2 separate regions of the Homo sapiens genome follow, and region 2 is linked to region 1. The links are chromatin contacts, found by Hi-C or POLR2A ChIA-PET in ENCODE. All regions are on one chromosome and are shown on one strand. Each heading gives the region's core, a stretch centred on a gene start or an enhancer-like site at or near the end of the contact. The rest is flanking DNA. Distances are from core to core; before and after follow the strand shown.

Region 1 (7,310 bases), core at 1,878-4,377:
CAGGGAGGGCTAGATACCTCCTCTGTGACACTTAACTTCCATTATCCAAGGTGCTTAGGCTGTGCCCCTCACCACGTGTACATGAAGAATGCATGCCCAGCCAATCACAGTGGCTCATGCCTGTAATCCCAGCACTTTGGGAAGTCCAGGCGGGCAGATCACCTAAGGTCAGGAGTTTGAGACCAGCCTGGCCAATGTGGTGAAACCCCATCTCTACTAAAAATAAAAAATTAGCCGGACATGGTGGTGCGGACCTCTAGTTCCTGCTACTGGGGAGGCTGAGGCAGAAGAATTGCTTGAACCCAGGAGGTGGAGGTTGCGGAGAGCCAAGATCATACCACTGCACTGCAGGCTGGGCACCAAAGCAAGACTCCATCTCAAAAAGAAAAAGAAAAAAAGAAAAAGAAAAATGTATTCCCTCTTTCAGCCACGTTGAGTTTTCGCAACAGCGCTACAAACAGATGATGTGTTCTGATAGAAATAGGCTAGGTTCCTGCAGCAGGTGCTGTCATTTTGGAAGAGCTCAAGCCGTCTCACACCCTCAGGTGGGCCTGCTCATACCTGTGGTGTGGGTTCTACCTGGCTGATGGCTGAGGGTCTAGAATTGTGTGCAGTAGCGTTGATCGTGTACTGAGGTTGCAAACAGTGAACAGCACCATCTGGACATCGTGGATTAGAATGCAGGAGCTTCCCAAGGCTGCTATGACAAAGGACCACAAACTCAGTGGCTGCAAAACACACATTTATTTATTTGTTGATAGAGCCTTGCTCTGTCACCCAGGTGGGAGTACACTGGCTCGATCTTGGCTCACTGCAACCTCCGTCTCCTGGGTTCAAGTGATTCTCCTGCCTCAATCTCCTGAGTAGCTGGGATTATAGGCACACACCACCCTGCCCAGCTAATTTTTTTTTTTGAGACACAGTCTCGCTCTGTTGTCCAGGCTGAAGTGCAGTGGCACGATCTCTGCTCACTGGAACCTCCGCTTCCCAGGTTCAAGCAATTCTCTGCCTCAGCTTCCCGAGTAGCTGGGATTACAGGCGCCGGCCACCACACCTGGCTAATTTTTGTATTTTTAGTAGAGATGGGGTTTCACCATGTTGACCAGGCTAGTCTGGCGACTCCTGACCTCCAGTTATCTGCCTGCCTCGGCCTCCCAAAGTACTGGGATTACACGTGTGAGCCACCACGCCCGGCCCACACATTTATCATCTTACAGTTTGGGAGGTCAGAAGTCTGAAATAAATTTTAGGGGCAGGGCGGGTTCTAGGAGTCTTTCTTGCTTTTTCTAGCCACCAGAGGCTGCCCATCTTCCTTGCCTCTTGGCCTGATCTTTTTTTTTTTTTTTTTTTTTTTTTGAGACTGAGTTTTGCTTTTGTTGCCCAGGCTGGAGTGCAATGGCGCGATCTTGGCTCACCACAACCTCTGCCTCCTGGGTTCAAGCGATTCTCCTGCCTCAGCCTCCCGAGTAGCTGGGATTACAGACATGTGCCACCACGCCAGGCTAATTTTGTGTTTTTAGTAGAAACGGGGTTTCTCCATGTTAGTCAGGCTGGTCTCGAACTCCTGACCTCAGGTGATCTGCCTGCCTCGGCCTCCCAAAGTGCTGGGATTACAGGTGTGAGCCAACGCGCCCGGCCCTTGGCCTGATCATTGTAAAGCCTGCTTCCACTTTCCCATCTCCTTTGACTTTGACCTTTTGTATCCCTTTTTCACTTATTAGGACCTTTTAAGGACATTGTGCCCACCTGGATCACCCAGGAGACGCTCCCCAACTCAAAATCATTAACTGAATCACACCTGCAAAGTTGCAAAGTCCTTTTAGCTGTGTAAGGCACTGTATTCACAGATCCTGGGGGCGAGGACGTGGGGGTCTAGAGACGCATATCTTCGGGGGCCATGATCTGTCTCCTATATTAGGGACATAGCAGAAGTCCCACTGACCAGATAGAGGAGACTTAATAGAGTGACGAAGAAACTGTAAAAAGCTAAGTGGGAACTCAACATTTTTCTGCTCACAGCTCTCAAGGGAAAGACCAAAGTCCTCCCCGGTGGCCTTCAAGGTATTATATATCACCCCTCTGACCTCAACTCCCCCTCCCCTTTGCTCAGTGGGCCCCAACCACACCAGCCCCTTCCTGCTCCCTGGACACCTCTAAGCCTTTTCCGGCCTCTGGGTTTGACTTTCCCTCCTAGACCCATCTGTCCTTGGAGTCTCATCTCCGATTCCAGCTCAAATGTCATCTTCTCTGAGAGGCCCACCGCAGTGGCCCCAGTGAGAGAGTATCCTCTCTCCCCGCCTCCCACCACATGGCTGCTGGTCACTCTCCTATAAGGAATCATCTGAAATTATCTGCTTTAGTTATTCATTTCTTGCCTGTCTCCCCCAGATAGGAATTTTCCCTCCCTGAGACCACCAACTGGGTCTGCCATGTACACCGCTGGGTTCTGCAGCTCTGAGCAACCTGTCCGGCTGCTTTGTAGGTGCCCAGCACAGGTCACTCCTGTGCCCGCCAGGACTGGTCAGAGTGGAACAGACAGGGCGGAGGGGGCAGGGCAGCCCTGCCCGCCTGGACAGCCTGGAGAAGGCGGGAAAACGAGGCGGGAAAAGACAGCAAACAAGCCCTGCGGGTGGGTAGAGTGGGGAGCCCTGGCAGGCCCTGACGCCAGGCAGTGGGGCTTGGGGCGATCGGGCGAGCCATCAGGGTGCAGGTGGTCTCCTAGGGGCCCCCCACATTCCCTCGCAGTATTTACACATTGATTCCGGCCTTCTTAGACCTACTGGTCAATGCGTGCGAGTGGGGGGCTGCGAACGGACTTGGACTTAAGAGTTCAGGGGGTCTGTACCCTGGGGGTCCCCAAGGCTCCTGGGGTGTCCACGTGCGGGGGGTGACCAGGCCCTGCCACGCAGCCCCTTTGCACGCTGGGCGCGCCCAGCAGAGCGCGCAGGGCTGGGCGGAGCCGTGGCCCACTAGGCGGAGGCGCCGTGGACAGAGGCGGGGGCGCCCCCCACCCTCTTTCTCGCTTCCCGCCACTGCGTCGGCCAATCAGGAGGCAGGCGCCCGCCCCCGGCACGGCCTCCTGCGGCCCCGCAACTCCCAAATGCCGAGTTTTCGCGGGAAAAAAATCAGAGCAGCTGGCAGCGCGGCGGGCAGCGTTTGCCGAGCGGGCGCTCCGGGTCGCACGCAAGTCCGCGCGGGGTCCGGGCCACGCACGCGGTTTCATCGCCATCCCCAGCCGGGCCACGCGCGCAGGCAGACAAGCTGTTCGCGGCGACCGGAGAGGTGAGCGGGCGGGCCGGGTCGGGGTGCCAGCCCGGGCCGGGCGCACGGGGCTCGGGAACTTTGCAAAACTTTCCCGCGCGGCCAGCCCGGGCGCACGCATGTCCCGCACTCTGTCCCGGGATCCAGGGCCTCCCCTTCCACCTAACCCTCGGGAATCGTTCCCCGGCACACATCCGGCTGGAGCCGGGACCAGCGCTGCGTCCCCGGAGCCCGGCGGGGGGTCGAGCGCGCCGGGTGGGGGAGGGCCTGGCGAGCCGCCGGGGAGGATGTCAGGCTCCGCGCCTGCGCGCGGGGCGCCCCGCGATTCAATTGTCGCGCCCGAGCCCGATTTCGCGCGCCCTGAGTTCCCCGGGAGCATCTGGGCCAATGGGGAGCGAGCGGGGCGGGGCGGCCGGGTGCTGCGGAGCCAATAAGAGGCGGCTCAAGTGAAGGGGGGCGGGACTTGACGAGCGGGGGCCCCCTCTGTAGTCCCGGCGGCGGGGGTGGGCGTGGGCTCGCTGGCGCGACCCGCGCGGGCCAGTGGGAGTGCGGGAGGGACGCCGAGGGTCCAGGGTTTGGAGGGGCGCGAGCTGCCGGGGGTTGGAGGTCGAGGTGAGTCGCGGGGCGCGCGCGCTCGCGGGTGGCCGGGACGGGGCGGCCGGTTACCATGGCCACCGCGGGGCGGGCCCGGTCGCGCACGCGCGCGGGGGGGGCCGGCAAGGAGGGGGGGCGTGGGCACCGAGGGGTCCCGGGGTCCGCGGATCTCGGGTGGGGTTTTTCCCTCTCAGTGGCACTTGGTTGAGTTCCCCCGGGACTTCTGAAGTTCCGGCCCGCGCTGGACTTCTGGGATTCCCTCTTCCGTAAATAGGAATCCGAGGAATGAATGAATCAATGAATGAATGAATAAACGAACCAACTCGGCCACTTGGCCCGGGCCTCCTTTCTCCTCTGGTCGTGGGGAAGGAGGGATGGGTTGGACCTTCTGCTTTTCTTTCAATTCCCTCTTTTCATTCTCCTTCCTCCTCAATCTTCAACACTTGGCTAGTCGTTAATGCCTTAAGTGCTTAATTTGTTGTGTCTGGTCCTGGCCAGGGTCTGGCTGTACAGGAGGACTGGAAGGGCATCCTGGGAGTTTCCTGGTGTCCACAGGCCGGACAAAAGCAACCCCGACTCCTTAGAGCATGGCATGGCTCAGAGGTGCTGGTAAAACTGATGGGGGTTTTTGCTGTCCCTCCCCTCAGCGCCGACACCATGTGGATCCAGGTTCGGACCATGGACGGGAGGCAGACCCACACGGTGGACTCGCTGTCCAGGCTGACCAAGGTGGAGGAGCTGAGGCGGAAGATCCAGGAGCTGTTCCACGTGGAGCCAGGCCTGCAGAGGCTGTTCTACAGGGGCAAACAGGTACACCCGCCGCCAGCACCTTTGTTCTATGCCTGGTCCAGGCCTCGCGCCTCTGCAGCCACCAGCCGATACTTTCTCCCTCCCACCTCCCCCCCCAACAACCTCGTCCGGTCCCACTTCATCTCTCCCGGAAGGAGAAGTCCACAGAAACCTCAAATGCCTGCGAGAGGAAGGAACAAAGGGAGGACTCACAGATTGACACGCTGGGCTGGCGGCTGGCCCTCGAATCTATAGGGTCTGGGCTTTTAAACTTCTTTTTTCAAAGCTCCGCCTCAAAATAATGGCTAGAGAAAGAAGTTTTGGAGGTGGCCGATGGAAGGCTGAGGAATTTTCGAGAAAGGGCCCAGGACCATCTGGTAGCTAGGACGGAGGGGACCAGGTTTTCTTTTTTAAACATCCACCACCAATTGCTCTCAGCCTGTACCGGTTAAGCATCAGACCCTGCGAGTGTTTGTTTCTAAAAATTTGGATTAGCTTATTCAGAGTCTGGAGATGGCGCTTGCTAATCAGGAATTTCCGCCACCCTGAGCCTGCTGTGCTGCGGCTGCTGCTGACCTGGGGCGTGTGGTCCCCGAGGGGTCCACCGACCCTCGTCTCTTTCTCTGTTCTGTCTCCAGCCCCTCGTTGCATTTAAAATGTCCCCCTTTGATTTCATAGCTGCCACGTTTGGGGCGCTCCCTCCATTGGCACCTGGGGGTGGAGGTGCTACTTTGGTTGGTGTTTTTGTGGGGGACTGTGGGACCTACTGGGAGTGGGGTTTCCCGGCAGGATGAGACAGTGTGATCGAAGGTGTAGGTCCCATCTGCTGGAGTTGGTTGGACCGTGGGGACGGGCGTAGACTACTGGAACTGGATTAAAAGTCGTCAGTTGAGCTGCGTGTACCCCACTGTGTTGTTGTTGGATTTTGAACCGGGTACTGCTGCCATCTGGTGTCTAGGTTGGAAAATAAACACTGCGCCCGGCCAGGGGTTTTTGGGGGCTGGGAGGATCATGCCTGCTCACTCCAGATGAGACCTGATGATTAATTTCTCTGGCTTGCATGCCATAGGAGACCTTCATTAGCCCTCTTCCCGTAAGAGACGTGATGACTTGAGTCTTAAGAATCTGAGTTAACCCGCCCTGCCCCGGGAGGAGGCGATCTGGAGAACTTGGGGAGTTGACGGTGCAAGCCGCGTGTGTGCAGAGAAGAGGCAGGGCCGGGCTCGACAGAGGAGCTCCGCCTGGCGCTCTCTTCCTCCCTCCTCCTATGATGCGTGCTCCCTTTGTGGCATCCAAACTGATTTTGATTTGCCACTCAGCCTATTGGGTCAGCACAGAAGGCTTCATTTCACAAAGAGTTTCTGAAGCCTGCAAGGACCTTCTAAGTTCACAGCGTAGGTCAGTGGCGGGTTGGACTCTCATGCTCCCAAGTTCAGGAGAGGAGATAATGCTGAGTATCCACTCTATGCCAGCCACCGAGCTAGCATTTTAACTTTTGCATTTCAACCATGCAGGAATGGGAAAACACCTAGACACACCTGCCATGTAGATTTCACCATCGGTATTCTGACTTATTAGGTTTATCTTGAAGCGCTCTGTCTTTCTCTCTGCCCGCCAATCCATCTTTTTGGGATGCATTTCAAAGTAAGTTGCAGACACCAGTCCACCTTTCCCTTATTACTGCAGCACACCGTCAGTACCTAGAGCTCAGTATTTGTTTTTGGTTCTGTTTTCATTGATTTTTTTTGTTGTTGTTCCTATTTGAGACAGGATCTCACTCTGCCCAGGCTGTGTTGCAGTGGCACGATCACAGCTCACTATAGCCTCAGCTTCCTGGGCTCAAGCAATCCTCCAGCCTCAGCCTCCCAAGTAGCTAGGACTATAGGCATGCACCACCATGCCTGGCTAGTTTTTGTATCTTTTGTAGAGATGGGGTCTTATTATATTGCCCAGGGTGGTCTCCTGGGCTCAAGTGACCCTCCTGCCTTGGCCTCTCAAAGTTTTGGGGTTACAGGCGTGAGCTACAGTGCCGGACCTAAAAGCTTTGTCTATAGTGAAACAGATGTTAGACAGACTGAATAATTTTGACAAATGTCTACATCCATGCAACCCAAAACCCCTATCTCCCCTCATTTGTAACATAATACTTGAGTCATACAATAGTGTCTGTCACATTTCTAAGTTTAGTGTGACAATGACAGGAACACGTATGTTAATTAGACATGTACATTGTGCTTTTTTTTTTTTTTTTTTGAGATGGAGTTTCATTCTTGTTGCCCAGGCTGGAGTGCAGTGGCTCGATCTGGGCTCACTGCAACCTTCATCTCCCAAGTTCAAGCGATCCTCCTGCCTTAGCCTCCCAAGTAGCTGGGATTACAGTCACCCACCACCACGCCTGATTAATTTTTTGTATTTTTAGTAGAGACGGAGTTTCACCATGTTGGCCAGGCTGGTCTTGAACTCCTGACCTCAGGTGATCCACCTACCTCCGTCTCCCAAAGTGCTGGGATTACAGGTGTGAACCACTGCACCCAGCCACGTACATTGTGCTTTTAATTGTCAGGATGTCCGCAGTGATGACACCTGGCCCTAGCCTTGCCGGAACTCACCCGGACTGAACAGGGAGCTGGGATTGGAACCTGGGATTTTGGTTTCTGAGACTGGGC
Region 2 (7,310 bases), core at 1,542-4,041, 240 kb before region 1:
CATGAGCCACTGTGCCTGGCCCAAATCATCTTTACTGGCTCTTCTGCCACCAGCTGGAGACAACAGCCAGCAAGGAAACCGGGACCTTGGTCCCTGAACCACAAGTAACTGAATTCTGCCAACTAAGAGCTTGAAGGAGAGGATTCTTCTCCCAGCCCAGAGACTTTTTTTTTTTTTGAGACAGGGTCTTGCTCTGTTGCCCAGTAGCACAATCACGGCTCACTACAGCCTTGACCTCCTGGGCTCAAGCGATCCTCCCACCTCAGTCTCCCAAGTAGCTGGAACCACAGGTGCACGCCACCACGCTGGGCTAATTTTTTTATTTTCTGTAGAGATGGGGCATGAGCCACCATGCCTTGCCTGTGATACCTTTATTTATTTATTATTTATTTTTTGAGACAGAGTCTCGCTCTGTTGCCCAGGCTGGAGTGCAGTGGCACAATCTTGGCTCACTGCAACCTCCGTCTCCTGGGTTCAAGTGATTCTCCTGCCTCAGCCTCCTGAGTAGCTGGGACTACAGGCATGTGCCACCATGCCCAGCTAATTTTTGTATTTTTAGTAGAGATGAGGTTTTGCCATGTTGGCCAGGCTGGTCTCGAACTTTGACCTCAGGTGATCTGCCCGCCTCAGCCTCCCAAAATACCTTGAGTTTGGTTTTATGAAGCACACAACTGAGCTGACCCAGACTTCTGACCTACAAAGCTATGAGATAATAAATGGGTGCTGTTTTAAGCCCCTAAGCTGTGATAACTTGTTGCACTGCACATAAAATACAACATCCCAACAGATGCTCATGGGGATGGCAGACTCCCATCTCCCCTCCCTCCTTCTGTCCAGACATTTGCTTGCTCTGTAGAATAATAACAGCAGAATCTGTCGTCACTGTTTAATGCCAATACTCTCCCTTTTTATTGGTTTAGGAAGAGTCATTCAATGAGTGTAAGGTGATATAGGTGAGACCCAACCCTGCTGTCTGCTACAGAACATCTCCCTACAACAATGGATACTGTCACAGTAAGCTAGAGGGAATTTTGAACAACTCACCTCATTGGTCCCTCCTTGAGAGGCGTAAGTGAACATACACGTATATTTGTCCTAGAGAATGGAAGGAAAAAAAAGGTTTGGTAGAAGGAAATTTTTATTTTGTTTAAGAGACGGGGTCTTGCTGTCACCCAAGCTGGAGTGCAGGGGCACAATGACAGCTCACTGCAGCCTCGAACTCCCAGGTTTGAGTAATCCTCTTGCCTCAGCCTCTCAAGTAACTGAGACAATAGGTACGCAACCACCACACCCGACTAATTTTTTTTTTTTTTTTTGAAGCAGAGTCTTGTTCTGTCGCCCAGGCTGAAGTGGGATGATCTCAGCTCACTGCAACTTCTGCCTCCCGGGTTCAAACGATTCTCCTGCCTCAGCCTCCTGAGTACTTGGGATTACAGGCACCTGCTACCACACCTGGCTAATTTTTCGTATTTTTGTAGAGATGGGTTTTGCCATGGGACCTGGACAAGTGAAAACTTTTCTGAGCCTCTAGTTTCTCTCTGTTTCTCTTTTTTATGTGAAGCATTTTCTCATCTGTAACTTGGGCCTAACATATAAAGGACTTGGCATCACACCTAACTATAAGGAAGTAGTCAACAAACTGGCCTGGCACAGTGGCTCACGCCTGTAATCCCATCACTTTGGGAGGCCGAGGTGGGCGGGTCACCTGCGGTCAGGAGTTCAAGACCAGCCTGGCTAACATGGTGAAATCCCATCTGTACTAAAAATACAAAGATTAGTAGTCCCAGCTACTTGGGAGGCTGCGGCAGGAGAATGGCATGAACCTGGGAGGCAGAGGTTGCAGTGAGCCAAGATCGCGCCACTGCACTCCAGCCTGGGCGACAGAGTGAGGCTCCATCTCAAACAACAACAACAACAATTATCCGGGTGTGGTGGCACACGTCTGTAATCCCAGGTACTGGGGAGGCTGAGGCAGAAGAATTGCTTGAACCCAGAAGGCTAAGGATGCAGTGAGCCGAGATCCCGCCACTGCACGCAAGTCTAAAAAGAAATAGTCAAAAAACAGTAAAGATACTGTTATTACAGGCGGGGAAAGGGAGGCTGAGAGGGGAAAGGACTTTGCCGACAAGCTGAGTACAGGGCTGAGGGCCCGGCCTCACACCCTCGGTGAGGGGGGACCTTGTGCAATGGAAGGAAGGAGCACTTCCTCCCTCTTCGGAGCTGCAGCGACTGATTTCCTTCAGGCCCAGGAGGGCAGATGCCCTTTAGCCTCCTGCCGCTCCCATCACTGACCCCTCCCCACCTCTGCGTCTGGAGGGCAGGGGTGCCTGGACACTCCAGGCAGGCGACAGGTGACAGGTGATCACGCCCCCTCAACGCCGCCGGGGCCCACAAGGCCCCGCTCCCTATGAGTTCAGTCCTGCCCCAGTGATGACCCCGGCCTCACGGTCCCGCGCCCCCCACTCAGCCTCCGACCCTAACAATCCGCACCCCTTCTTCAGTACCCACCTCCGCGGTCCGCGCCCCCTCCTCGGGCCCCGCCCCCAATGCTCCGCGCCCCCTCCCCGGGCCTGCCAGCACTCAAATATCCGGGACGGCGGTGGCACGTACCCCCGGGCCCACGTTATGGGAGAAGGAATGCACGACGCCGCCGGGCCGCACGTCAAACGCCACCGTCGTGGGCTCGGACACCGCCTCCGCCGGCCTCAGCGCCACGGCCCCTAGGAGCAGCGCGGCCCACAAGCTCGCGCCGACGCCGTTCCACCCTCCGCTGGGCGCCGCCATGTTGGACTAGGGTCCTCAGGGCAGGGGCGGGTAGACGGGGCGCGGCGAGGGACACGTGGAGCGTCCGCCGGAGGCCACGTCGGCGTCGGCTGTCCACGTGACCCGGCACGCCCCGCCCTGTCCACCGCCCGGGGCCACCATCTTGGGGGCGGGACTTTGTCGAGGGGGCGGGACTTTTGCCGAGGGGGCGGGGCCGCCGAGGGGGCGGGGCCGCCGAGGGGGCGGCCTCGTACCCTAGGGACCCTGCGTAGCCCGGCGATCCTTGGAGGGTCCCTCAGGTGGTAATGGAGTTCGTTTTGGGGTCTCAGGGTCCCTCACCAGCCGTGTGACTGACTGCAGCTCTTTCAGTTAGGAGATGTACAGGGAGTGAGGGAAATCGAAGGTCACCATTAGGCGAACTTCTCATAATCGTTGCAGCCAAGATGTGTGTGCATCGATATTCAAAATTAGCAGAGGGAAAGTAGGATGAGAAGCAGGATGCTTGCTTTTGTTTCCCTCTTGTTGCCCAGGCTGGAGGGCAGTGGCGCGATCTCGGCTCACTGCACTCTCCGCCTCCCAGGTTCAAGTGATGCACCTGCCTCAGCCTCCCGAGTAGCTGGGACTACAGGTGTTCACCACCACCCCTGGCTAATTTTTGTATTTTTAGTAGAGACAGGTTTTCACCATGTTGGCCAGGCTGGTCTTGAGCTCCTGACCCCAAGTGATCCGCCTGCCTCGGCCTTCCAAAGTGCTGGGATTACAGGTGTGAGTCATCACGCTCGATCAGTCTGTGTATTTGTTAATAGGATTATGTGGGTGTTCACTTCCTGGCTTTGATAACCTGGCTTGTCCTAGGGGTTACAGACGATGTTCACATTAGGGGGAGTTGGATGAAGCGTATTAGGAAACCCTACAGTTTCTGCAGATTTTCTGGGAGGCAAAAATTATTTCAAAATAAAAAGTTAAAAAGAAAATAATCCCTACCTCAAGGAGTTGTTGGGAGGAGTAAGTGAGGGAATTAAGTTCCCACACCGGGACGAATGAACTGAGAATTATATATTGTAGCTATTGCTATCATTAGATCCCAGGTTTTCAACTAGAGAAGGAAGTCATTCTTTGGTTACAAATGGCTTAACATTTCAAGAAAACACCAGTGGCCAGGCCTGGGGGGTCAATAATTAAGCTGGTGTTTCTAGTCCTTCCCAACTGGCAAAAAACAGAATCCAGAGAGAAAACGTCATAGATGACTCCTAAGATGGGTTATAATTCACCCTTTGAGGAATTAAATCACTCTACTCCATAGCTACGGAGGGTGGTGAGCCCCAGGGAGGTGAGAAGGATCCCCGTGGAGGCTGACTCCTCTGCCAATGACAGAAGTCCAAGCCAGTTGCCTTTCTGCAGTGGCAGCCTGTTCTAAATTGGGATACCTGCTTGCGTTAGGAAATTTATTGGCCGGGCGTGATACTTCATGCCTGTAATTCCAACCCTTCGGGAGGCCAAGGTGGGTGGATTGCTTGACCTCAGGAGTTCTAGACCATTCTGGGCAACATAGTGAGACCCCATTCCTATATATATATTCATATATTCACATATGTGAATATATATATTCATATATTCACATATGTGAATATATATATTCATATATTCACATATGTGAATATATATATTCATATATTCACATATGTGAATATATATATTCATATATTCACATATGTGAATATATATTCATATATTCACATATGTGAATATATATTCATATATTCATATATACTTATATATTCATATATTCATATATACTTATATATTCATATATATGAATATATATTCATATATTCATATATATGAATATATATTCATATATTCATATATACTTATATATATATTCATATATTCATATATACTTATATATATTCATATATTCATATATATGAATATATATTCATATATATGAATATATATATTAATATATTCATATATATATACTTATATTCATATATTCATATATATACTTATATTCATATATTCATATATATACTTATATTCATATATTCATATATATACTTATATATATTCATATATTCATATATATACTTATATATATTCATATATTCACATATATACTTATATATATTCATATATTCATATATATACTTATATATATATATATTTAAAGATATTTTAAGATTATTTTTTAAAGATAGCCGGACATGGTGGTGGGCGCCTGTAATCCCAGCTACCTGGGAGGCTGGGGCAGGAGAATCTTTTGAACCCAGGAGGCATAGGTTACGGTGAGCTGAGATCATGCCACTGCACTCCAGCCTGGGTCCCAGAGCAAGACTCCGTCTTAATAAATAAAGAAATAAACAAACAAATCTCTTCCTCCATGCAGCTGTCTGTTCTGGACCCATGAGACACTGTCTCCATAAACTGGACAAGCACAGAGCAGCCCTGTTCCTTAGGTGAGTGACACAGCACGGTTCCACTGATGGAGTCCCCATTACCTTACCACGGTGTTCAACTTTCAGCCTGTCACCATGAAGGATTCGATGCATGGCCGAGCTCTGCGGCTAACAAGGAATTTCAGTTGTGAGCTGTTGGGAGTCTGCTACGGAACCCAGGCAGGTTGTGCGTATGCGTGTGCATGCGTGTGTGTGTTCTTTCCAGAAAGGTTTCGGCCCCAAGTTTCACCCACCCACCACAAATCATCACACTAAAAGGATTAAAAGAAAAAACAAGGCTGGCCCCAGTACTTTGGGAGGCAGATCACTTTGAGCTCAGGAGTTTAAAAACTGCCTGGGCAAGATGGCAAGACACCGTCCCTATAAAAAATACAAAAACATTAGCTGGGCATGATGGCTTGTGCCTGTAGTCCCACTTACTTGGGAGGCTGAGGCCAGAGGATGACTTGAGCCATGGAAGCAGAGGTTGCAGTGAGCTGAGATTACACCACTGCACTCCAGCCTGGGTGACAGAGCGAAACCCTGTGTCCAAAAAAAAAAAAAAAAAAAGGAAAGAAAGAAAAAGAAAAGAAAACAAGGCTGGACACAGTGGCTCTTGTAATCTCAACACTTTGGGAGGCCAAGGTGGGAGGATCACTTGAGCCCAGGAGGTCGAGGTTGCAGTAAGCTGTGATTATACCACTGCATTCCTGCCTGGGTGACAGAGGAGCAAACAACAAATTATTCCACGGATCCCACTAATCATGATATGAAATCTGTCAGTCCTAAAGGACAAGATTCGATCACACAAATATTAGATTATTTATTTATTTTTTTTTTTAAATTTGAGACAAGGTCTTGCTCTGTCGCCCAGGCTGAAATGCAGTGGTAGTTTCAGCTCCCTACAGCCTTAACCTCCTGGGCTCAAATGATCCTCCCACTCAGCCTCCCAAGTAGCTGGGATTACAAGGCATGCAACACTCACCCAGCTATTATTATTATTATTTTTTTGTAGTGATGGGGTTTATGCCATGTTGCTGTGGCTAGTCTCAAACTCCTGTGCTCAAATGATTCACCCACCTTGGCCTCCCAAAGTGCTGGCATTATAGGTGTGAGCCACTGTGCCTGGCCTCCTTTTTGTGTGTGTGTGTGTCTGTGTGAGACAGGGTCTCACTCTGTTGCCCAGGCTGGAGAAACCTCCTCAGCTCACTGCAACCTCCTCCTCCTCCAGGGCTCAAGTGATCCTCCCACTGCAGCCTCCTGAGTAGCTGGGACTACAGGCGTGCACCATTGCGCTGGGCTAATTCTTCAATTTTTAGTCGAGATGGGGTTTCACCATATCGCCCAGGCTGGTCTCAAACTCCTGGGTTCAAGTGATCTGCTGGCCTCAGCCTCCCAAAGTATTGCGATTACAGGCGTGAGCCACCACACATGGCCTTTTTTTTTTTGAGGCTGATCTCAAATGCCTGGGCTCAAGCCAACCTCTCGCCTTGGCCTCCTGATTAGCTGCGATTACAGGTGGAGGCCACTGTGCCTGAGTCCCCTAAATATCATTTTGTACTGGAATTTTTTTCTTTTTTATACTTCCTTTTTGATGTTGTTGTTGTTGTTTTGGAGACTAGGGTCTTACTCTGTCACCCAGGCTGGAGTGCAGTGGCATGATCACAGCTCACTGCAGCCTCGACCTCCCGAGACTAAAGTGATCCTCCAGCCTCAACCTCCTGAGTAGCTGGGACTGCAGGCATGCGCCACTACACCCAGCTAATTTTTGTTTTTGTAGAGCCAGGGTTTCACACCATGTTGCCCAGGCTGGTCTCCAACTCCTGGACTGATGCAATCCACCCATCTTGGCATCCAAAAGTGCTGGGATTACAGGTGTGAGCCACCACGCCCGGCCTCGTATGTTTTTTTAAGCCCCCCCCCCCCTTTTTTTTTTTTTAAAAAAAGTGGAAATTTCCAAAGGATGGAGCAAGTGGATAAGCAGGGCAGTCCATCCCTGCTGTTAGAAATGGAGCCCACATGCCCCGCACGTTGCAAACAGGGTCTGCTGGGTGTCTTGGCTGCTGGGACGATGTGAGGAGGGCCTTGGCCTGTCGTGGTCCTCAGGGT

Evidence for each region. Hi-C counts contacts between places; a loop is a spot of excess contacts on that map. ChIA-PET counts read pairs that join two places held with the same protein, here RNA polymerase II (POLR2A). Pooled maps may share reads with other maps.
Region 2: a pooled map shows a loop between it and region 1 (12-fold over the local background). The contact joins the promoter of MYDGF here to the promoter of UHRF1 in region 1. A Hi-C loop is called at or near these places in 8 of 50 pooled maps. POLR2A ChIA-PET finds 5 or more read pairs at or near these places in 4 of 52 experiments (BJ, WTC11, activated CD8-positive, alpha-beta memory T cell and 1 more).

Annotation. Positions count from the first base shown.
Region 1 is chr19:4,906,374-4,913,683 of GRCh38, forward strand. UHRF1 (ubiquitin like with PHD and ring finger domains 1) reads left to right here and starts at 3,128. Exons shown (of 17, transcript NM_001048201.3): 1 at 3,128-3,282; 2 at 4,503-4,665. The coding sequence starts at 4,513. It also overlaps a transcript of ARRDC5 not described here. RefSeq lists an enhancer at 2,161-3,067 and silencers at 2,887-2,966, 3,467-3,986.
Region 2 is chr19:4,667,551-4,674,860 of GRCh38, forward strand. MYDGF (myeloid derived growth factor) reads right to left here and starts at 2,792. Exons shown (of 6, transcript NM_019107.4): 1 at 2,611-2,792; 2 at 1,045-1,095. The coding sequence starts at 2,784. RefSeq lists a silencer at 2,792-3,181.